Linked DNA regions of Homo sapiens: region 2 is linked to region 1. A link is a loop called in an ENCODE intact Hi-C map of the cell type or tissue named here. Cell type or tissue: CD4-positive, alpha-beta T cell. All regions are shown on one strand. Links, peaks and the distances in the headings refer to the core of each region. The heading gives the core; the rest is flanking DNA. Region 1 has its middle 14 kb from the start of SLC1A3-AS1. Region 2 has its middle 44 kb from the start of LINC02119.

Region 1 (12,645 bases), core at 1,979-9,978:
ATTGTATCACTTTTCATGAAAATATACTAGTTACACACCACACACACACACACACACACACACACACACACACACACCCCTTCACTACCCTATAATTAATGGAGATTTCTCCCTGCAAGGAAGTGGTCAGATCTGTGTGAACCGGGTAGTGTGAAGTTAAGTTCCAAGGTATGTATAATGTGTTGTAATTCCTCTACTCTCCATACGCTGTTTTTGTCCCCAAAGAATCAGGGAGTTCCTGGGGAAATCTCTAAAAGACTCAACAGGACTGGGAACAAATCTCACTGCTTTGTTGAGTACTTCCAACATAGTCATTAGTCATGAGTCAAGGACCCAGCAGGTAGCCACACCTGGATGAACAAGGCAGGCAGTGACAGGGCACCAGAAGCATACTCTGCTAACAACGTAACTTCTTCTATATAGAGCACAATTTAAAAGTTGTTTCAGGCTGGGCGCGGTGGTTCATGCCTGTAATCCCAGTGCTTTGGGAAGCCAAGATGGGAGGGTGGCTTGAGGCCAGGAGTTCAAGACCAGCCTGGGCAACATACTGAGACCTCATCTCTACAAAAACCATTTTTAAATTAGCCTGGTGTGGTGGCACATGCATGTAGTCCCAGCTATTTGGAAGGCTGGGTTGGGAGGATCACTTGAGCCCAGGAGTTGGAGGCTGTAGTGAGTCGTGTTCATGCCACTGCACTCCAGCCTGGGCAAGACAACGAGACTCTGTCTCAAAAAAAAAAGGGCTCTTTCTCCTCAGCAGTCTCTCCCCCAATAGAAAGAACCAAAAGGTTTGTGTTAATTTAATACCTTCACTTGAACTCAGGAAACACATTTTAATTCATATTTGCCTGCCTCAGAGTCACAATGTCAAGAAAAGAAAATGCTAGCAAATATTACTTCCAAATTAATTATTTCTGAATGTTTTCTTATATCACTAGAATCTCATTATGATTATAACAAATGTAAGCTAAGGTCCACATATTAATATTTAACTGTTCTGTGCAATGGGTTTATTACTCCAAATACTGCTAAATCCCCAAAGATTGCTATTTAGTTAAATGCAGAGAAGTCTTCATAGAAAGATTTCTAATTCATCATTTCTAGGCCAAGAGTCTCTGAGGTCTCATTTCCATTTAGAAAATGCTACTGCCACGAAAAGAAGAATTGATGAAATCAAATGGCTATCTTCCCTAAGACAGACTTGCTGGTACTTGAACCCTGGATTTAGGGCATAGATCAAAAGAGCACCCTATCTACCGGGAAGCCCCCCTTCCTCCACCACCTTGAGCACACACCCACCAGCAGCATCCTTTAATTTTTCAATTCTATATAGAGATATTGCTGGGCTATTGGAACTGCAGTACTTAGAATTCTTACAAACACATTTCTTCATCCCATCTACCACCTTGGCAGAAGTTCTTGGAAAACTGATGATGTAAATTGGTGCTAAGACCTTGTGAGCACATTAAGGCTTGTCATGGAAAAATGGGTGCAGCGTTATTAAGTCCGAGAGATAGTTCCAGCTTCTGGTCCTCATGTCAGGTTTCCACATCTAACGAGCTAACAGGAGTGACTAACCTCTGGGGTGCAGTGTTGGACAACTTAAAACAGAACATTAGCCCTGGTCCCCATCTCGCCCATACCCATTCTGCTCCTGACATAGTTTACCTTAGTTCAAAGGACTAAAAGACTTTGCCTTTAAAAAGGCATCTTTGATAGAGCAAAATTTGTTTATTGAGCATTCTATCAATCAGATAACTTTATGGTAACTGGCCTGTCTACAAATGCGTAATGATTATTATTATTTACAATTATCATTTTTTAGCTCCTCTGATCCTGATCCTCAGTGACCAGGTCCTGTGGCTTCTGTTTCCAAAGTCCCTCTGGCTGTACAACCCCTGTTTTTCACAGCCTGTCCTTAGATGAGGACTTCATCCTCTCTTGCCAGGTCTACCATCATCGTCTCCTAACTGATGTTCTCGCCAGCCCATTTCATACATTACACCATGCCTTATCATCTGCCTGAAAGCACAGGTCCGGTTTTTGTCATTCCTCTGCTTAGAAGCCTTCAGTAGCTCCTACAGCCCTTCATACTCCTTGATCTGCCATTGACTCCTGTCCACCAAATGGTACCCAACCTCCGCCTTTGCAAACTCATCCTCCAGTGTCTCCTTCACATGTCTCCCTGTGACTTCCTATCTTTCCCCCTTGAGTCCAGAGATGTCAAATCACCCTCCTGTTTCCATCTCTGCCTGTGAGTATTCTACCCTCATCTTTTCAAATGCTACCTTCTTCATGAAGGTTTTCCTCACCTCACTTCACCCATTCCTCTCACCAAACACACACACAAAGATGACCTGGTCCTCTCTGAACCCCCTTTGCACTCTGCACATTTCTAAAGATGTCATCCTCTAGCCAGTATTAGAGCTGGTAGTGAACTTGCCCTAACCACAAGCACCTTACAGGGTCACATTCAAATTCGCTTTCCTCCAATGTTTAGGACAATGCTCTAAGCACATACCAAATAATCAGGAAACATTAGTGTGTGCATTCATTCAAACAATATACCTTCATTTTGCTTTCAAAAAATTGGAAAGATTTTTAATTTTTACATTTGCAAAGAAAAGAATTTTAAGAGATAGCACTGTGCTAAAAGGTTTAATAGTATATGATATCATTCAAAATAAAATATTTAATCAATGGATCCACCTTGCCCGTAAGTGAGCCAATCCTGCAGATTTGACAATTCAAACATGTGACCTTGTGAATGCTGCTAGTAAATATAGCTCAGCGGTCTGAAGCCAGCCTTACATGTGGTCTCCATCTCCAATCCTTTGTCCCTTTTCTCCATGGAGCTTCTTTATAAGCTTTTTTTTTTTTTTTAACTCAAGTTGGTGCTGAATTTTTGGCACTTACAGATCTATCACTCCAAAAAGGAAGCTCAAAAAGTAATAAGCAGGCCCAGATTTATGTTCAGTGCCCAAAAAATATGCAATTTCTCCACTTTAATCTGATCCAGCCAAATGGCCAGTCCAATGTGCAACATATGTCCAGCCAACTGGTTGGAGTCCATGCATTTAGTTCCTTCTGTAGATTAATGAGATTATGGCATTGTTAAAAAGAGACAGAAAATGCTAATTTGACATCTACCATGATATACTTTACAGTTTGGGGGGTTTCTGCATTTTAAGACATTTTTAATTACTTTGTTATGCTGTGCCAATGAGGACCATATGCCCATTCTTGTCCCTCCACGCTGTCTCCATAGTCACCTGCACATTCCCAGGCAGCGCAGACTGTCCAGACCTTGCTATCACAGCCTCTGTCTAGGAGAATCAAAAAGCAGCCTTCTCCTTACACTGGTGCATGCACCTTCTGGTTAAAGCTGTTTCAGAAGAAAATAAAAGTCACCTACATGTTCAGAGCTATAGAATGAACTGACCATGAAAAGAAAACTTACTTCAAAACAATAGGCGTTCACTTGGTTGCAGAAGAAAGCCAGCCACATAGCAGTAGAAGCACTCACCAAAGGTACACTAACCTGTGACTTGGCAAAAATTGGAACTTTTGCTCATGTGATATACATTATCTGCATTTAAAAAAATAATTTATGAGGCGGCTGTGGGCTACTACGCTGCCCCAAAAGGTTGTTGGAGATGATTGATATAACACATGCTAACATACAGGATATTATTCTGTCCTTTGCAAATATTTCTGAACACCCCCAAAAACTTGAACAAAGCAGAATTGGATCTTCCTCCGTTGATCCTCAGGGGAGCCCTCTCCACCATACTCATCTCCTTGTATGGAGATGGACTTCACATGGACGGAGTGCTGAGGCTGAAGGGCAGCACCGCTGCTCACTTCAAAACATTTTCTAAAAGTCCACTTGGACTGACAGCTAGAATTCAAAAAATAAAAATTAAAAATTACCCATGCTAAATCATGAATACTAGCAGTAGCCTGCCACTTATGAAGCACCTACTAAGTGCCAGCCGTCATTCTACAGGCATTACCTCTATCAACTCATTTAATCCTTATACTTATCCTATGATTATTAAATAGATACTGTTATCATCTCTTTCTCACAATTAAGGAGACAGAGGCACAGAAATGTTAAGTAATATGCCCAGTGTCACCCAGCTAGAAAGTGCTACAGTCAGCATATGAACTCCAGAAGTCTGGGAGAGACTGCACCCTTAGCCACTATATTATATGAAAAGAAAAATATGAACAAAGACAACCATCCTACTGAAAATAGAAAGATGGAACGAACAAGCTTATTTTTCCAAATTCTCTTGAGCAATTATTGAAAATGTTTTGTTTACTATGAAAGAGTTTTAACATTTTGGGGTTCCAAACTATGAAATAACGGCATATAGATTGAGTTAAACATTGGCACGATGGCAGCCCTGCGCTGAGGAGGTATACGGGAAAACAATGCAAAACAAAACACAAGCATATGCACCTCGAATCCACCCGGCAAGAACACAAATGGCAGGGAAGAGAACGCGAGCCTCTTCTCTTCCCTACCCAACACCTGTTCCTCTTACCAGATGGGAACCTGCTTCCTGTTCCCGGAAGGCGATAGAAGGCCCCCAGATCCAGGTGGAGCCAGCAGCTCCCCCACCACTTGGAGGCAGCCAGGCAGTTTCTTGGCACAGATCTACAGTGAACAGAAATGTCAGTCCCAGGTAAAGGGTGCGGGAGTGGCCGGGAGGCAGGAGTGCTGTCACAAACTGCTCTTTGGCATCAGCATCTCCCACCCAGGAAGAAGAGGCTGCGGACACGCTCTCTTCTAGTGCTGCTGGAGGCCCAGGGCAATAGAAAACAGTAAGTCCAGGAGGAATTGGCAGAAAAAGTGAGTAGGCCAGTAAGCCTCCACCTCTCCTTCTCCACATCTTAGGATGGTTCCTGGTAGCATAGGCCAGTGGCCATGGGATGAGCTTTAGTGTTAGACTGAACCTCGGATCAAATGCCAGGTGTGCCACTTTCTGGCTATGAGACCTTGCAAAAGTCATTTAACCTCCTTCTACTTTGTTCACCACTACCTTCATCCTCTTCCTGGTTGCCTTGAGATCAAGTCTACGCTTTTTATTTTATTTTATTTTATCTTATTTATTTTTTTGAGACAGGGTCTCACTCTGTCACCCAGGCTGGAGTACAGTCACACAAACACAGCTCACTGCAGCCTCAATCCCCTGGGTTCAAGCCATCCTGCCAACTTCATCCTCCCAAGTAGCTGGGACCACAGGCATGTGCCACCGCACCCAGCTAATTTTTTCTTTCTTTCTTTCTTTTTTTTTTTTTTTGGAGAGATGGCGTTTCACCATGTTGTCCAGGCTAGTCTCAAACTCCTGGGCTCAAGTGATCCTTGTGCCTCAGCCTCCCAAAGTGCTGTGATTACAGGCATGAGTCACTGCACCCAGTCTAAACATCCTCTGAACTAAGCTTTTTATAATCCATAGGTTCAGGCACCTGCTTACCTCTTCAGCCTCATTTCTCGTCCCATATCTATATTCCAGGGACCATTCTAGTTCTCACCTCTGGACCTTGCTCATTCTGTTCCTTCTGCCTGGAACACTTCCTGCCCCTTTTTTTTTTTTTTTAAACTGATCCAACCTACTCACCTTTCAGGTCTCAGTGAATGTCACTTCCTCCAAGGAGCCTCCCTGCCTGTCTCCTCTGTGCTCTTATAGCACCAAATACTTACTCTTAGGGAACATTTATAACCCTACATTGTAAAGCTACATTGCAATGTAGCTGTGATGTGCACTTATAAACAAGCGCATTGTAATAGCCTGTCTGCTGCTCAGTGTATCACTATACTGTGTGCTCCTAATGGGAAGAGGACAACTTTTAACAGCACCCTATTAAACTATCGCTCTTACCTCTTTTATGTTTCTCTTTCCTGCTAGATTGTAAGCTCCACGTGGCCAAAGACTACATGTGTCTTGCCACTTTTGTATCCCCAGAGCCTAGCATATAGGCTGGGCTAGCATATAGCACAAACTTAATGAATATGGTTGACTAAAAGAATAAATAAACCTCTCTACACCTCAGTTTCCCCATCTGTAAAATGGTGTAAAACAATATTCATCTCGAGAAGTACGTATGTGAGAATTAAATGAGCATGTACAAAGCCCCTGAGACGTAGCAGAAGTCAATAAATGGCAGCTCTACCGTCCGTTCATCCATTCAGCCTACATGCATGGTTCCAATCACCCTTTAAGTCCTAGGGAAAATTTGCATTTAGCATTTTGTCCACATCCCATCTCAGAAATATAACTCTTGCCCTAAAAATCTCTAGAGAAGATGCCACACTTCTCCCTCTGGTGACTACCTGTGTTTCCGAGTCCTTTGTTAGTCAATCAGCCAATAATTATGTCAAAATCATCGACGTATGATAGATATTCAACTACAGTATTTACAGAGTTCTTCGATATCCAGAATAAGAAAATCTTGCACAGAACCATCAGAGAGTCATTTCCAAGAGTCGTTTATTCATGAGCCTCTCTCTCTCTCTCTCTGATACACACAATCTCCAGGATACTAGAAAGTTTTCAAGGGACAGTGAGTTATCCCATAGATGAATTCATTCCCCATCCACTGCGGACTCACCTGATGCGAGCTAGATGCTGAGGCAGAAAGACTAAGATAGAGACAAGATAGAGACAAAAATAGAGAACTTCCTTTGGGAGTTCCCAGTCTATTGGAAGGAACAGGCACGTAAAAAAATAATCTGCATAGTAAATGGACTGACAATGGAACGCTGGGTAGTACCGCAGGCTCCCAGAGGAGGGAGCTAGAGAACAACCTAGTCAGATCCTAAAATGGCCCCTACCAGTAGGCTCTAACAAGACTTTTTGCCACATCTTCCACCCCCTTGCTCTCATTCTGTCTCCTGTGAAGATGGAGAACAGTTCATCAGCATCTTCCTGATAATAACTGCCTCAATCCATCATAAAGGCCAGCCCTAAGGAACACAGAAGTCACCAAGTTCACGGACCCTGTCTGAATATCTCACTGTCACAGAAGTCTATAAAAGATAAGACTTGGAATCTGACCGGTTGAGCTAATGGGGGATTTCCAAGCACTAGCTATTCCACCCTTTCATAGATAAGCTCTTTGTGGGTGGTGGTGAGAACACATCATTCTATTTGTTTCTTGTGAGGGCTACTTTGAGCACTGACTTGGTCTTCATGGCACTTTATTTTATGTCCTGAAAAACAGGACCCAACTGAAATTCAGAATCATTACTAAATGCAAAGAGAGAGAGAGAAGCATGAATTATAAGTGCAATAAAATCTCATTTTTTTTTCTGTGTTGCTAATGAGGAGGAACACATTTCTTTCTGTTCTGAGCATGCTTTCAGAGGGAGGCACATGGAGGAATCCACTGCCAGAGACAGTCTTAAGAACAGGTGGCAGAACAGTCCTCGAACAGCTGTGAGCCGGGTGCTCAGAAAGGCATCTTTGACCACCTCCCTGTCGCACAAGCCCTGCTCTGGACACCAGAGTCCCTACCACAGGGAGCCTCCTGAGATACAGAGCACTGTTACTGGGGGAGGATAAACTTATGCTTCCGTCCACAGTATCACATTTCTGATGACGACTAACTACCACCCAGAACAGATCCAGATAATGAGGGGCTGGGAGACAGACCTGGTAAAATGTAAGCAATGGAATAAGCTGGCAGCAGGGAGTGCCCTCAGCTCAAACGGGGTGGTGATCCAAGGGCACAGGTCCCTGGAGAAGTGTGTTAGCTCGCTAGGGCTGCCTAACAAATACCATAGACTGGGCGGTGTAAACAACAGAAACTTACTCTCTCACAATTCTAGAGGCTAGAAGCCTGAGATGGGGTTGGTCTCTTCTGAGGCCCCTCTCCTTGGCTTGCAGGTGGCCAGGTTCTCCCTGTGTCTTCATATGGCCTTTCCTCTGTGTGTGTCTTCGTCCTAATTTCTTCTTCTTATAAGGACACCAGTGATATTGGATTAGGGCTTAATTATTTAACCTTAATTATTAACACCTCTTTAAAGGCCCCATCTCCAAATACAGTCATATTCTGAGATACTGAGAGATAGAATTTCAACTTGGGACACAAGTCAGCCCATAAGAAGGAGTGGGACAGGAAACATGGGATGAAAAAGGAGGGACGCTGCTGGAAAGCCACCAGTGCAGGCACTCACACGAGTTTGACCATATGGAAGGCTTCAGGGCAGAGATGAAGGGTCACAGCTGCCACCTCTCCACTGATGACTTTCAAACCTAATTATTCAACTATGACCGCTCCCTTGTATTCCAGTTCCACGTTTCCAATGGGCTACTGGACACGCGCCACCGGTATGTCCTGCCAACATTTTAAACAAATACAGGAAAATGCAAATAGAACTCATTTCTGATTTCTATTATTGTCATCACTAACCTTCCAGGAATTTTTCATTCCTTCCCTCTCCCTGCAAATCTAAAATATCACCAAGGCCCTTTGCTCTTGCTTTCTTGTGTCTCTTGATCCATCTCCTTTCCCCAGGCTGATGGTTACTACATCTCCTCTGGTCATTATTATCCAGACCACTGAAAATATCTCCTAACAGGCCTCATGCCTCCAGGCTCTTTCACCACCAATTCATCTACATCTACTACTCCTGGAGTAATCTTTCTAAACACTGCTATTAAAACTACCTCTGCTCTAAAACCTTCCATGTCTCCCCATTATTACTGGAAAAACTTTTAACAATACAACCTAGTATTCTAGGCCTCTATCAGTCTGGTCCCTTCTAGTCTGACAGCCTACTCTTCCCCTAAACATTCTGGGGAAAAGTGGAAACGAATGAACAAAACCCCTACACAAACCTTCCATTCCACAAAAGAATAAGTCAATCTTCTTATTTACGGCCTCCTTGTAATATGCCACGTAGATGCTCATGTGCCCAACATTTTCTCCTCTGCCTTTCTAAATTCAACCTGTCTTCTAGTTCCCATCCCATCAATAGTGCCTCCTCCATTCCTGACCTTTCTTGATTGTTAAAAATATCTTTTCCTACTTCTCTCAACAGCACTTACCCATTTAGCACTTCAGTGTGATATTTTTCTTATATTTTTTTCATATCTATTTCTGTGTGTCATCTTACCCCGCAACTACGTGTGTGAGTACGCCTTCCTCCCCAGGCTCCTCAAGGGCAGACACAATGCAAAACCCGTGATACTTAATAATAACCAAAACACTCATTGAATATTGATCACATGCCAGGCACTGTGTTAAGTGTTTTCCAGCATTATTTCATTTAATGCAAACAACAATTCAATAAGGTAGGTACTATTATTATCTCCATTATACAGATGAGGAGATTGTAGGTTGGAAAGGCTAAATAACTCTCCTAAAATGACATAACTAGTAAATGACAGAGCTAGGATTCACACACAGGTCTGCATGACCCAGAAGCCCCTTCTAATAGTACCTTTCACAGAGTAAGTGCCTTTCAGAGAATAAGTGCTGAGCATATGTTTGTGAATTAAGGCTATCCCTGTTACCAGAGCATTTGGGGTGTGTGGCAGGCAGAACAATGGCCCCCAAAGATGTCCACATCCTGATTCTCAGAGCCTGTGAATCTATTACATTACATTGCAAAGGGGGATTTAGGTTGCAGATGGAATTAAGTTTGCTAATCAGAGGACCTTAAAATAGGGAGGTTATACTGCAGTCTCTGGGAGGGCCCAACATAATCATAAGGGTCCTTAAAAGAAGATGAGGGAAGCATAAGAGAGACTCAGGAGTGATGCAATGCCTGCCTCTGCCTTGCTGACTTCAAAGATGGAGGAAGGGCCCATAAGCCGAAGAATCTGGAAGCCTCTGGAAGCTGGAGAAGAAAGGAAATGGATTTGCCCCTGGATCCTGCAGAAAGGGGCACAGTCCTGCAGCCTGACACATTCATTACCACCCAGCGAGACATATTTTTGTCAGATTTCTACCATACTGAAGTGTAAGATGATAAATTTGGTTGTTTTAAGCCACCAGATTTGTGGTCATCTGTTACAGCAGCAATAGGAAGCTAATTCCATGTGCAAAAATTCACAGCTAGCCCTGGATTATCCTGATGAATGGGCATTGCCCTGGTGAAAAATCAGTAGGCAGCTCTCTGTAGAACCCAAAAACCTGCCTTCCACCTCCATGGCAATTCTTCATAGGCAGAAACTGTACCACTCTCACCTGTTTCCTGGGCTGATCCTTTTCTACCCTGTCCCTGTGCTATTCTGAAAATAGCTTTACCAAGAAGGACATGAAACTGTGAGCAAAAGTCACACATTCATGACAAAATTCTCCCAGGAAGATTATCATTCCAATCAAAACATGTATGGTATCCTTTTAAAATATCATTACCCAGAGCTTTCATTCTGAAGCACTTCCCATATATTATTTTAGGTGTCTGTGCCAGCCCATAAGTGTGCATAAATGGCAGTTTCTAGTGCACACCGTGGTTTTTAGATTGCAGTTTTTGAGTTGATTCCAAGAATTTTACTCTTAAGAAGCCCAAATAGCACTGCAGACAAATGTATTTTTTGAAATAGTAGAAAAACTAACAGTTCAGAATTTTTGGACTAAGTAGCTGATAGAGAACAGGTTGGTAACAGGAGACTGGTGTAGACTCATAGACTCATACCCTTCTTGCTGAGCCATCCTCACCCTGTGGCTTGGCCTAATTGATTTTCTAGGATCTTTAACCACGTCTAGGCTGCGGATACACCTTGCATGGTGGCATGACTACATTGATGGAGTTAGAGCTGAGATCCACATTCCTATTTCTCATTTCCTGTCCAGCTGCCTTTGATGGATTTTCCTTAATCACCTGGACCCTCACAGCTCTGCCACTTTCCTTGCTAGTTCGGATTAGTTTGATGTTTATGTGTCTGTAATAATGGAAACAATAAAAACCACCAACCTCCCTGCTATTCTTCAGGTGCTTTACATACACATTATCATTTAACGTGCAGTTTAGTGCTGTGCTTACAGCATGGACTTTGGAACTAGACCACTTTGTTTCCAATCCTGGCCCTACCACTCATCAGCTTGTGTGACCGTGGGCACATTCATTAACATCTCTAGGACTCAGCCCTTCCATCTCCCTCTCCCACAAGCCCTGCTCTGGACACCAGACTCCCCACCACAGGGAGCCTCCTGAGATACAGATCACTGTTACTAGGGGAGGACAACCTTATGCTTCCGTCCACAGTATCACATTTCTGATGACGACTAACTATCACCCAGAACAGATCCAGTGAAATGGCAATTTAAAAAGTACTTCTTTATAAAGTTGCTGCGAGGATCATATGTTTAGAAGGGTCCCGGTAACGTAGCCAATGCCACATAGGTGTATGACCTCTTCCCTATCTTTTGAGGTAGGTGTGAGACTACGGTGCTCAGAAAAGTGGAACGACTTTGGGCAACTTGGGAACAACTTGCCCAAAGTCACACACTTGATCAGAGGCAGAGGTAGGATATGGAACCGGATCAAGTCCAACCGTGGACTTTCCACCCTGCTGCGCCGTCTCAAGTTTGTCCCTGATTGGTTCTGAATCCCTGGCGCCCATTCTCATCCCGCCCATCCGAAGATAAAACAATCTTCCTCCCGCGCCCCGCTGCTTCCCGGGAGCTCCCAGGAACTCTAGAGAAAACAGGAAAACTGAAAAGTGCGCTCTGCCTGCTGTGCCAGGCATGTCCCTCAGGGGGAGCCAACAAGGCTTTATTTCGTCCCGGCAGCTGGCCCCTGGGCACGGCCCCCAGCCCGGCGTCCCAGTTCCAGCCGCGCTGCAGGGGCGCGAGGGTGCCCGGCTCGCAGGTGTCCGCGCGCACCGCAGGGCTGCCCGAGTGCGGCTGGCGGAATCCCTCCCCAGCTGGGGAGGAAGGCAGTTGTTTTCTTCCTGGTGGAACGTTCCACTTGAAACTGTTCCACAAGGGCTGTTCTCGCCTCCGACTCCGGGAGGAACTGTAATTAACACAGCAACAAACGCCCACGACGCTAACTGGCAAAGGGAGTGTAACACGAGCCGCTGCTACAACCGAACTGGGCCAATTGCTTTCCCTTCTTGCCTCCCATTTGGTCTGTTTTGGTTCCGCAGTCATCCAACTGTAGCGTTTCTTAAAACATGTCAGTGGCTGGTGTTTGTGTTTTGGGTTGAACAGTTTCACACACGTCGCTGGAGCCCGTGCTCGACCAGCTGCTGTGCTGGGGATTTGCTTTCTGCGGCTTTGGGAGTGTCAGGTAGCAAAACGAAGAGAGTAGTCGACTAGAACGGTGGCGGGGAGGAGGAGGAGGGATTGTCTGCAGTGGAGTCGGGAGCCTCCTCCGGACCAGGACAGGTAAAACCGGTCTGCCAGGTCTCAGGGGGAGCGGGTGGAGACGTCCCACCTCACCTGGCTGCGCTCCGACTCAGGCTCAGCCGGCAGGTTCTGGGGCAATGGGGGAAGGGAGAGGGGCCGGGCCCTTGTGGGTCCCGCACGCACACAGTACTCAGGGGCCAGCCAGGTGCCATCCCAGGTGGCCCAGCTTGGGGTGGGCAGCCAGGGTTGGGGCAGGGGTGCGTCCTGAGTTCTTTACCTTTGAAAGGTCTGATTTCCAATGCTGCCCTTACACATACCCTTGCTCCTGCC
Region 2 (12,645 bases), core at 2,184-10,183, 1.5 Mb after region 1:
GGTTAAATTCTTATAACCTACCCAGACTCAATCATGACGAAGTAGAAAATCTGAACAGACCTATAATTAGTAAGGAGATTGAGTCAGTAATCAAAAATCTCCCAACAAAGAAAAGCCCAAAACAAGATGGCTTCATGGGAGAATTCTACCAAACATTCAAAGAAGAATTAACACCAATCCTTGTCAAACTCGTCCAAAATATTGAAGAAGAGGGAACACTTCCAAACTGATGTTATGAGGCCAGCATTACCCTAATACCAAAGCCAGACAAGGATACTACCAGAAAAAAAACTACAGGCCAGTATCTCTGATGGGTATTGATGTAAAAACTCACAAGAAAATACTAGAGAATGGCATACAATAGCACATTTAAAGAATTATACATTTATAATCACGTGGGATTTATCTGTGGGATGCAAGGATAGTTCAACATAAAAAATTCATAAATATAATACACCACATCAAAAGAACAGAGGACAAAAATGGCATGATTATCTCAGTTAATCCAGAAAAAACATTTCACAAAATTTAACAACTTTCATGATAAAAACATTCAACACACTAGTAATAGAAGAAAACTACTTCAACATAATAAAGTCATATATGAAAACCCCACAGCTAACATCATACTCAATGATGGATACATAGAGAACTCCTACAACTCAGTAACAAAAACCAAATAACTCAATTAAAAAAATGATCAAAGGACTTCAGCAGACATTTATCTAAAGAAAATAAACAAATGACCAACAGCATATTCACAGATGCTCAACATCACTAATCATTAGGAAAATGCAAAGCAAAACCAGAGTGAGATATTACCTCACCCCCATTAGGATGGCCACCATAAAAAAAAACAGGAAAACAAATGTTGATGAGGATGTAGAGTAATTGGAACCCTTGTTCCAATTGTAACAGGAGAAGAAACAGGCTTCAGCAGTGCAATCCTGAAGACAAAACACTGTTGGTGGGATTGTAAAATGGTGCAGCATGATGGAAAACAGTATAGAGATTACTTGAAAAATTAAAAATAGAATTGCCATATGATTCAGCAATCCCACTTCTGAGAATTTTTACAAAAGAACTGAAAACAGGATCTCGAAGAGACATTTGCACACCCATATTCATTGTAGCATTCTTCATAATTGCCAAGATGTGGAAGCAACCTAAAAGCCATCGGTAGAATGAATAGATAAAGAAAATGTGGCATATACACAAAATGGAATATCATTCAGCTTTTAAAAAGAAGGAAGTCCTAGTACATGCTACAACAAGGTTCATACCTTAAAGACATTAGGTTAAATGAAATAAGCCAATCACAAAAAAAGACAAATATTGCCTGATTCCACTTCTGTAAAGTGTCTAAAGTAATCAAACTCATAGAAACAGAAAGTCAAATGGTGGTTGCCAGAGGCTGGGGACACAGGGAACCAGGAGCTATTCAATGGGTATAGGGTTTCAGTCATGCCGAATGAACTTTCTAGAGCTCTGTTTGTTATACAACAATGTGCATGGCATATAGTTAACAATACTGTACACTAGAAAATGGTTAAGAGGGTAAGCTTATGTGTTTTCTGGCTGCAATTTAGACAAAAAACACGATGAAAGCAAGGGCCAGAGTGACGGGATGACATGCCCACCATCAGGAAGTTGGCCAAATCCAGATCATTGGCATTTTTCCTGCCTCTTGTCACCTCCTCTTGTCCTGATTTCTGTTTTATTTGTAACAGCATTTCAGAAATGTGAGATGGGCTTTAGAGATGATTGCTCTAGAAGAGAATCAATTCTTTGTTGAACCGTGATGTCTCCACTTTAAATGTTTACCTGTATCTTTGTGGTTTGCTCCTTACACTTCAACTGGCTTTTAAATTGAGTTTGTGGTTGTATTGTAAATAATTATACATTAATATTGCACTCGGCTTTTGCTGCCTTTCAAGCACAGAGCTCAAGGTCCTTCTGAGGCAGTTAAAATTCAGGATTTGCTTACCAGATGAAATGGAAGCTACATTATGGGGAGAAAAATTTGAGACCTAGAAAGGGTAAAGAACTTATCTAACATTACAATGCCATTTTTGTTTGGAGGGGAACAAGTTTCAAGTTTAAATCATTTAAAGCTTCTCCACCCTCCCCTCAGGTCACAGGACAATGATTTGCTTCACACTTTAGCTGTAGAAAGTAAAATGTAGGAAATAGAGAAGTTTTAATACCAGTGGGCCCACATTTTGCCCTTGGAAATGCCCTCCTCCCCACCAGCCTGTGTTCTACTCTGACCACATTTCCCTGGCTCTGACACCTTTCTGCATATTTTCATAACTTTGGGGTAACTGAGACTTTGAGATGAGTGGGAGCATGGGAAACAGTCCCCAGAGGAGGAATTTCTGCTTGTTGAAAATGAGAAGCGCCCGCAAATGGAACTTAACAGCAAAAGGTGTCCTGAGTCATCATTCAGTCCTCGCTGTGGCAGTCATAATTCATGATATCCTGAGCCCTTCATAGGTTCCTGAGAATAACGATGGCTGCCTCCTTAGGCACCCATTTGCCAGGCACGGGGCACAGCTGGGCAGACAGCCCCCCTCTGGGAATTGAAGCTGGGCACCTGGTCAGCTGGCCTGGTTCTGCTCAGGTTCTTGGCTGAGAAAACAGAGACTGCCAGTTCTTTATACCATCTTCCCTGATTATTTGCTTTTTTTTCCGTGAACATGTCTAAGGAGGGTTCCAGAAAATATGTAACTCTGCAACACATAGAGAGGGCAGACAGCTAGCACAGGGGGGTCTGGGCTGGAGGCTTCTCCAAGGCCCTGCTGCCTAGCCACAGACAAGTGGCCTGAGCCCCCGGAGCCCTGGGCCTCTGAGGGTTGTCCGCTGGGTGCCTGTTGAGCCCCTGGATCTGTGTGTTTGGGGCTCCCTACTGGCCGGGGACTCTCGCCTTGCATTCCTTGCCTTGATCCGCCTCTGGGCCTCCCGTCTGACCTCCGGGGCCTGGGTGTTGGCCCGGATTTATGACCCTGAGCTTCTTTTTATCTCTTCGGGAAGTAAACGTTTTGGTTGGAAAGTTTTTCAATTTCCTCCTGGCCTGGACCAAACCGCTCATATTTCCAAGGGCAAGATTCCCCTCTCCTCACAGGTTCTTGTGCCCTGAAGTGTAATTAGGAGCCTCACTCCACCTGCAGACAGGCTCCTGCAAATGCTTTGATGGTGGTGACCACGACAAAGACAGCAGGCTGCTCTATGCTTACCCAAACCTCACATTTGCGGAGTAGAGTTATTGGTTTTTTTTGTTTGTTTGTTTTTAGCAGCTGTAGACACAAGCCACTCCCCTGCAGACCTCCTCCTCTGATTCCCAAAGGAAAAGACCTTTCCAAAATGTATATGAGAGGCAGGGGCACAAGTTCTTGAAGCTGGATGACCGTTGATTGCCTTCCCCTAAGTGTGCCCTACAAGACAATTACAAACTCTCTTGAGCCACAGTCTCTCAGGAGAGGGCTAGAAACCAATACTTTTACCGAGTGTCCCAGGTCCTTCTGCTGCACCCGAAAGCTTTAGAACTGCTGCTGTAGAAACTGTGCAGCAGATGGAATGGGGCAAAGCGAATCTTAGTCCTCTTGCTTTTAATCCCCTTGAAACCCTAAGCATTGTTCTCAAGAAAAGAACATGAACCCAGGACAGTTCAGCCATGTCGCATATTGGGCCTCTCACCAATAACAGTGCTCCATGGTTTTATTTATTTTTTTGCCGAAAGTTTCCATCCAATTACACACGCATCTTTTTTTCTCCTCCACAGTGTCCCATCCTTCCAACTCCCATACTCACCCTCCCAAGCAGTTTCCCTCTTAGCCTGGTCCCCAACACGATGTCATTTGAAAGTCAGGGCATCCCTTTTATACCGTCGTGAATATCTTCCAATCTGATGGGTCCTTTTATCCTGAAACGCTTCACCCGCTTTCCACCCCAGCATAACTTCACCCACCACTGAAGTACCGCCAGCCGGCTCAGGAGGGTGAGCGGCAGCTGTTGCCCTGTTTAGGGCAGGAAGTGAAGAAGAACATGATATTCAATTAAAACTGCAGGGGGAATTCAGCGAGACAGCAGGGTCTAATGGAGACTGATGGCCTGGGAGACCAGCCGGTCTGAGTTCCATTCCCATCTCTGCCACCGGCTCACAGGGGTGACCTTGGGTCTGTCACTAAAACTTTCTGGGCCTTCGTTTCATCTGAAAAATGGTAGTGATGATACCTGCATCCTCACAGGAATAGTTACGAGGATTAGGGAGATTAGAAAAATACACAGGGCTCTTTTGATCCCTTTAAAGTCAGCAGTGAAGGATGGATGGATGCAGAAAGCGGTCTTAGGCTAAGTAGAATTGGCTGCCAACAACAGGATGTGATTTGAGGTGTAATCAAAAGTCGGCCGGTGCTGAGATAGCTCCCCTAGCAGCCTGTGAGCTGCTCTGAAATCCCACTGCTGGACTAGAGAGCCAGGCTAAAACACAAGTGTGACAAGTCGCAGCAATAACATACCATCAGCCTTTGCATGAGTTAGCTGGAGTAGGTTGCTGGTTTCCCAGGAGAAAAAAAAAATGGGCCCTGAGTGATTGAGGCCCTAGAACAGGTAACTATGACTGACGGAGAGTTTAGATAGAAAGAATGCAGGAGCTCAGAGTCAGGGGAACTGTGGTTAGGGACTTTGTGGGGAGCAGAGTGGTGTGAGGAGAGTGCCAGAGCCATGGAGAATGTTAATTACAGAAGCTGATTTTCAAAGTACTACAATAGGCCTGGCGCAGTGGCTCACACCTGTAATCCTAGCACTTTGGGAGGCTGAGGCAGGCAGATCACTTGAGGCCAGGAGTTCAAGGCCAGCCTGACCAACATGGCAAAACCCTGTCTCTACTAAAAATACAAAAATTAGCTGGGCGTGGTGGCATGCACCTGTGATCCCAGCTACTCAGGAGGCTGAGGCAGGAGAATAGCTTGAACCTGGGAGGCACAGGTCACAGTGAGCCGAGATTGTGCCATTGCATTCCAGCCTTGGTGACAGAGCAAGACCCTGTCTAAAAAAAAAAAAAAAAAAACAAAACACTACAATAAATGTTAGATCATTCGTCCCAGTAAGAGCCTTCCCTAGGCAATGTCTGATGTCTAACTTTCATGTAAGACACTGTAGACATCACTTCTTACTAACCTTTGCTCTTTATAAAACTGGCGATCCTACATTATGTGTTCATGACACCAAGAAAAAGCATTGCCCTCGTGAAAGTGCTATGATGATGATGATTGCAGCTGTGCGGGCCAGTATTATCATTTCAATTTCAGTCGGTACCCATTTGTTGAGTGTCATCACACTAGGGAGGATGGTGGGGGAGGAACAGCATGGGATTTGGCGTCCTGGGGCTTGGGTTGGATTCCCAGCTCTGTCACTTTGTTCTGGAACCTTGGATACTTAAGCTTTCAGGGATCCAGTTTCAGCTGGTAAATTGGGATAACAGACCTACCTCACATGCTTTCCAGAGGATCAGATGAGGTGATGCAGTGTGAAAAAGCCATGCTGGATGTGACAGAGGGCTACACAAAGGTGAGCTGCTGTCTAAATCAGGACAGGCTGGGGTCTGCTGCTGTAACAAACAAACAGTAACCTGACATTTCAATGGCTGCATGTCAGCCACAAGTCAGCCTAGGGGGCACTCTGCTCATCAGAGTCACACAGGGACACAGGCTCCTGGAGGAGCCCTTAGCTGCCTGCTCAGGAAAAAAATATGGTAGAGTCTGCATTGGCTCTGAAAGCTTCTGCTTACCTTTCATTAGCCACAGAAAGTCACATGGCCACATCGACTTCCAGTGAGCAGGGAAGTGCCATCCTATCATGTGTCAGAAGGAGATAGAGTTGGAATATTTATTCACAGCCTATGACCCGAACAGTTGCTACTCTACAAGGCTGGATAAGATGTGGTCCTTGTCCTCAAGACGCTTACCAGAGCTCACCTCAAGATCCCTACCCAGGGGTTTTGGAAACATCTCCAGGAAAGTGTACCCTCTTCTTTCTGCCATGGATCCCTGCCCCTGCCTGCCCACCACACGGCCAGGGCCTCATCACTTCTAGCTACCACATGAATGGCTTTGCTAAAAGCAGCTAGAACACCCACATGCTTCCCTGGCCTCTGCCACTCTTGTTGTAAAATAACCTCCAAGGCCTCTTTTTCGGAGCTTGTGCCTTCCCTTTGTCCTTCACCCAGATGTTGAGGAGAGGTGCCCAGGTGGCCAGGTTCGTGACGATCCCCCAGGCTGCAGCTAATTGCACCATGCTTGAATGCAGCTGGGAGGAACAGCTCTTTGCTTGCCTGGAGCCCTTCTTGTACCAGATGTCTGCGGACCTTCCCACCGCCCAAGCTCAGGTCTTACTGCCTTTAGGGAAAGAATGAAACAGGAAAGCTTAGCTCATTTGGTGTCTCTCACCCCAGGTTAGAACCATCTTTCTGTTCTTCTGCTGGAGCAGAGACATCTCTGTAGCTCCCTTCTCCATCACCCAGAGATTCCTGGGGTGGCCTGAGACTCACCAAAGCCTTTTTCTTCCTTCCTCTTGAGTGGTGTCCCTTCTCCTTGGACACTTTAGTTGGAGTCCTGAGAGAGAGAATGAAAGAGTTTAATGCAATACTATTAGTAATAACAATAAATATAATAGGTTACCATGTGCTAGGCTCTGTTCTGAGTGCCTTGCATATATTAACTGATTAAATGTTCACAAGAAGCCTATGAAGTAGGTATTATTAATAGTCCCACTTTAGAAATGAGGAAGAAACGCGCTCAGAGAGGTTATGTAGGTTGTTGAAGGTCACACAGCTAATACGTGGCAGAGCTGCGATTTAACCAAGACCGTGTGACTACAAAGCTCATACAGATCTGTTTTTATCATGGCAATTAGGTCTACAGTGGTTGAGAGAGATGGTTGAGGTTACAGATGGCAAGGGCGCCTTTATTCCTGGTGCTGGCAAAATGGCCTTCCCGGTGTATTAGGAGGTCGTGCCTGCCCTCTGCTGGTCGTGAATGAGCATTGCCACTCAGAGGATGTGGACGAGAACCCGCCGGCAAAGCACTTCACAGGTATTTCAAAGAGAGTAAACAGGCAAATAAACTTGCAGCTTACATGCAGCAGCGGCATATTGACTATTTCTTTCCCTCTGGTTTGGTGTGTTTTACATTTGTTTTTTTCTCCTGGAAAAAAAAAAAAGAGGAATAAAAAGCAAACAGGCAGCTCTCCACCTCTGAGAACAAGCAGAAGAAAACCACAATTATGCAACTATCAAATAACAAGTCTATGTGTTTATTGTCTCATGGAGATTGTAATGTAGTACTAGATGCCCAAAATGTCATCCTAAACAGATGTAAAGGCACATTTTTGGTCGTTCATAACTAAGTTAGGGTAAAATAGTTTCCTAAGTTAATCAGGGTATTCTTCCACTATCGAACGTTGCATGCAAAAAGATTCTTCATTTAAAAAAGTTCAGCTGTTTTGAATTATCTATGTTCAAATAGAAATTTTGTGTCCCTTTCTGATTTGCTGTAGAAAGACAAAGGTGGCCATCTCTGACTAGGCTGCAGTGCAAGTCAGCCGGAGACATAGCACATAGCACATTACAGGGACCCAAGATTTTTGGGCTTATAGTAGTGACTACTCTTAAGGGGACAATCTGGCTTCTTCGAAGGCCCCCAGCCAAGAGGACCCCTTCAGACAAGTCAGTCCTGCCCACTAAATCTTTATGGGGAGGGGAGTAGAAGGGAGAGGAAACACTGCCACGAAAATCTAATCCTGAAAACTGTCCCTGGGGATTAACCAGCTGAAGCCAAGTATTAGTTCTCACACTGCTATAAAGAACACCTGAGATTGGGTAATTTATAAAGGAAAGAGGTTTAATTGACTCAGAGTTCCACATGGTTGGGAAGGCCTCAGGAAACTTACAATCATGGCAGGAGGTGAAGGGGAAGCAAGTCACATCTTACTTGGCGGCAGGAGAGGGAGACAGAGAGAGGAAATTTACAATCATGGCTGGAGGTGAAGGGGAAGCAAGGCACGTCTTACCTGGTGGCAGGATAGGGCAAGAGAGCAAATAGGGAAGTGCTACTTTTAAACAAATCTCATGAGAACTCACTCATGATCACAAGAACACCGTGGAGGAAACCTCCCCCATGATCCAATCACCTCCTACTGGGTCCCTCCTTGGATTACAATTTGAGATGAGATTTGGGTGGGGACACAGAGCCAAACCATATCAAGCCCCTTGTAACAGGTACGTGACCTGAGGAGTCATGGCCTCTAAAGGTTGGATCTTCAGCTCCCAGACAGAGAATTGTCAGCATTCGTAGTTCTTAACTTGGATATTTAAAGTTTCCCTCTCTGAGAAGTTTGAGCAAGTTACAGGACATAGGTCACACCCACAGCAAAACTTTCATTGATCAGGGCTCTTGTGTGTATTTTTCACCCCCTGCCAACACACTCTACTTAAGTAAATGTGAAAACCTCAAGAAAACTGCTGATCAGAAGATTCAGTAAAGCGGACCTACTTTCAGGACATACCTTAGGATCTGTGCATATTCAGATATCCTGCATACCATGCTTGGACCAGGTACATTTATATCACGACCTTGGCTAACTTTTTCTCATCTATGCTCACTGCTTCAAATAATCGCCTCAACATGGGGCACTTGCAAGTCTGCTTCCTTACTGCTGCCTCTGTCCTGGGATCTGGATTGGCGTTTCCAACTGCCTGATGGGTAGCTCCATCTAGATGTCCCCCCAGGACCCGCAAGCAGCATGTCCAGATCTGACCCAAGCATCCCATCCCTGAAAGTCCCCTTGAATGCTTTATTTCTTTTAACGTCATCACAATTCTCCTTGGGATTCCAGCTCAAAGCCCCAAACTCCTCCACTTTGCCTCATGCTCTGTCCCACCAAATGGACCTGGCCAGCTGCGATTCTCTCCTACCTCTGTGCCTTCTTGACCTCCCCCTGTCCTGACTCCCTCCTGGCATGATGTCCTGGACAAGGGGGAGTTTCAGAGCCAGACATGGGTTCAAATCCCAGCTCCATTATTTATTGCATATCTGAATGTGGACTTTTTCCCTTAATTTATTCGAGCCTCATCTGTAAAATTGAAACAAATATGTACCTCGTAAAAGTAATTGTGAGATCAATCAGATAATATAGATTAAATGCCTGGTATAGGGTGAATGTTAAATATATGTTATTTTTCTACCCTCTCATTCAGGCTTCATTATTTCTCACGGGGGCTAACTTTGAGTAGCCTCCTAATTCATCCTTGCCTCTTTGCTCTCCATCACAAGCACTGATTGCATATCCACTACTTGCCAGGCACTGGGCTAGTCACCAGGAAGAGAAACATTAAACAAGTCCACAAGGCCCTGCCCCTGTGAGGCTTACAATTCAATGGAGAAAGTAACATTCTCTCCTTCCTGTGATTTATTGTCACTCTTGTACCTGATGGATCTTGCTTAAGCACAGATTACATGTCATTTTTCTACTCAAGACTGTTAGTGGCAGCCCATTTCCCATCTCATGAGATATCTTTCTTTGGCTGGCATTTAAGCCCTTCTGAATTAATAAAGTTCTCATTTGCTTTTGTAGCCCAATTTCCTTCCACTGCCCCTATGTATATCCTCCTTTCTGTCCAAGTAGAATTACTTGTCAATCCCAGTATAATGGACATTTGTCTTTTTAAAAACTACCGATCCTTGTGGGACATCTTTTCTGTTTCAGAGAAATCTCCATGAGTGAGTCTTGGTGAAAGGCAGAAACTCACAGTCCTTCTCTTTACTCGGTGGATACCAGCATGTAAGCAAATAAACCGGGCTCAGCCAGTCAAAAACTCTACTCAAGATTCTGAGTTTTGGGAAAGTGACACAGTATCAGAAGACACACGCAGAGTATTTAACTCGAGAGACTTCAGTGAAGAGAATATTTACAGAGGTATAGTCAGGGTTAGAAAAACAAACAAAAGATGGTGAAGTTCCTCTGTCCCAGGACTAGCAATGCCCTTGGGGTTCACTTATAAAGATGAATGTTGATAAATGCTTATGTACTGAAACAAAACAGAAAATTGTGGTACTTTTCTCATTTTATCTGCAACAATCTAGGGAGTCACATAAGAATGTGTTCTCAGGCCGGGTGCAGTGGCTCATGCCTGTAATCCCAGCACTTTGGAAGGCCGAGGCAGGCAGATCACTTCAGGCCGGGAGTCAAGACCAGCCTGGCTAAAATGATGAAACCTTGTCTCTACTAAAAATATAAAAACTACCCAGGTGTGGTGGCGCACCCCTGCAATCCCAGTTACTTCAGAAGCTGAGGCACGAGAATCGCTTGAGCCTGAGAGGTGGAGGCTGCAGTGAACTGAGATCTCGTCGCCACTGCACTCCAGCCTGGGCAACAGAGTAAGACTCTGTCTCAAAAAAAAAAGAATGTTTTCCCAGGTTGCCTGGCCAAAGAGGGAAGGGCATGATTTTAGCCTGGACCGGACTTACCAGTACAGGTGCACCTACCAGTGACTTTAGTTCCAGCATTTGAAAGTGATCTCAGTTGTTGGCTTGGTGAATAGATTGAAGCCACTAAGTGATATTATGAGATCAATTTCTTAACATTAAGTAGAAAAAGAAGTCAAAAAATCTTGAGAGATGGGAATGCTGGAGTGAATGTAGCCTGTTTGACCAGGACCTATCCCTCTGAGTTTCTGGAGAGGACCCAAAAAGGCCTTTGCTAAGGCCTTTGGCAATAACACTGGAGAGGAGACCTGCCATCTTTGAACAGTGCTTTCGTGGCTGTTTGGGGTAGGCTGGGTATGCTAGCAGAAGGTGCTACAGTTGAAACAGGTTCTCTGTTTCCAGTGGGGTTGGGGAGCTGGTTGGGAAGTGATGGGGGCAGAGGAGAAGCACTTATCCAGCAGAGACAATGGGGGTGTATTTACTGTGGTAGGCAGCAGAGTTGACTCGGTAATGCGAATAATTTAGCTATCAAGGATCTTTGGCAGAAGCTAAGCGATCCTGAAGGTCCATGGGTATATGAGTAATTCATCAAGTTCCTACTGGATTTGCATAGCTAAAAAGAACTCTCAGGGTGAGAGGCTGTGGATTTGCCAAAATTTGTGTAGTATAAACTCATGGCCAAGAAAGAAGAACACTAAAGCAGCCACCACCCTCTCAATCTCTGACCTCCATGAGGAAATGAGAGGCTTGAGGACTGTGGATAGCAGTGCCACTTTCACATGGGCAGATGATTAAACACTGAGAGGCATCAGTTCATACTTGACCCTACCTGCACTTCAGCAAAACCAAAATTCAAATTACTGAGGAGGAGCAGCTGTGATCAATGGAGAACTTAAAGTGCTCAATTTAAATGGGTAATGTGGAAAATGTCTATTTTTTCCTTGATTTTACATGTATGTGTCCAACTAAAATAATCAATTTTAGTGACAAAATTGAGAACTTAGACCACTAAACACTGAAGTGATCCATGCCTTGCTGATTCACAGTTTACCCATTTAGTATGAAGTCCCACCCCTCGCAAACAAAGAGGACTGGAGCCCGGGGAAAATTTCATTTCTTTCAGATTTTATCCATCAGATCTTAAAGTGCTATGGTGATGTATCTGGAGAACTCAGGCCACAGTCTTAGAGGTTTCTTCACTATTGATGAAAAAGGAATCCAAAGGTAGTTTAGAATGGATGACCCTCCTGTTAGCAGAGTAGTAAATAAAATACTGTATTGGAGTCAAGTGTCCCCGTACACTGACCAGTATGGAAAAGTCTGTCCTGTTGGAAACCTGGTGGTAAAACAAAAATCTCCTACTTTAAAGTATTTTGATAAACTAAACTGAAGAACTAAATGGGAAACTTCACTTTCAGGCCCTGATGCCTAATTTGAAAATTATCAGTAACTTCATCCCATGAGATATTAAATAAACACATAACTTCCAGATTATGTGACCATGTGTCTGATGGAAGCTAAGCCACTATGGCAGAAAGTGACGACAGATAGGGCCCTGGGCAGTACATAAAGAAGTTGGAACACCAAGGTAGGACTGCCATAATACCTCAAGGACAAGAATCGGTCCTTCCTCCTAGTTTTCCAAAGATAACTGAAGACCACTTACCATGGTAACTGAGTACCAGGGAAAGATTATTTTGACATTGACTCTAAACTAACAAATTGTTAGAGATTGGAGAAGGGGCTTATGGAGACCATGAGATTAGTGACGTTTTGCCCAAATCCACTTCAAATATGGCTTCATGAGATCCCCATCATACCTGGTTGTTTCACCAGTCCCTAGGCATATAGTTAAAATCAATATTTAACAGTTAGAAGAATCCTCACTTGTGAAGAAAGATATTTCATGGCAGGAAGGACCCAAAGAAAATGGCTGGAGGGCTCTACCAAAATATTAAAAAAAAAAAAAAAAAGAAAGAAAGCAAACGTTTCTGGGAAGTGGGGGAAGGAGGAATGTACCCATGCAGATTAGTGCTAATTGGAAGGTGCAGGCCAGGCGCGGTGGCTCACGCCTGTAATCCCAGCACTTTGGGAGTCCGAGGCAGGCGCTTCACGAGGGCAGGAGATCGAGACCATCCTGGCTGACACAGTGAAACCCCGTCTC

Evidence for each region. Hi-C counts contacts between places; a loop is a spot of excess contacts. Peaks named below come from ENCODE experiments on the same cell type or tissue, not always from the same donor. Only the 100,000 strongest peaks of a DNase experiment are listed, where the experiment ranks them.
Region 2: a loop joins it to region 1, with 21 times the contacts of the local background. A loop is called at or near these places in 5 of 110 quality-filtered maps.

What each region holds. Positions count from the first base shown.
Region 1 is chr5:36,733,044-36,745,688 of GRCh38, forward strand. No RefSeq gene overlaps it. Among named protein-coding and RNA genes, the nearest start is that of SLC1A3-AS1, 14 kb to the left of the region's middle. RefSeq lists a silencer at 11,675-11,764. In CD4-positive, alpha-beta T cell, for the core only: CTCF peaks have their summits at 6,779 (motif pointing right) and 6,978; a DNase peak (open chromatin) is centred at 6,808; H3K27me3 peaks cover 467 bases.
Region 2 is chr5:38,186,278-38,198,922 of GRCh38, forward strand. It overlaps the pseudogene PRDX4P2. Among named protein-coding and RNA genes, the nearest start is that of LINC02119, 44 kb to the left of the region's middle. In CD4-positive, alpha-beta T cell, for the core only: CTCF peaks have their summits at 7,023 (motif pointing left) and 7,232; a DNase peak (open chromatin) is centred at 7,014; H3K27me3 peaks cover 522 bases.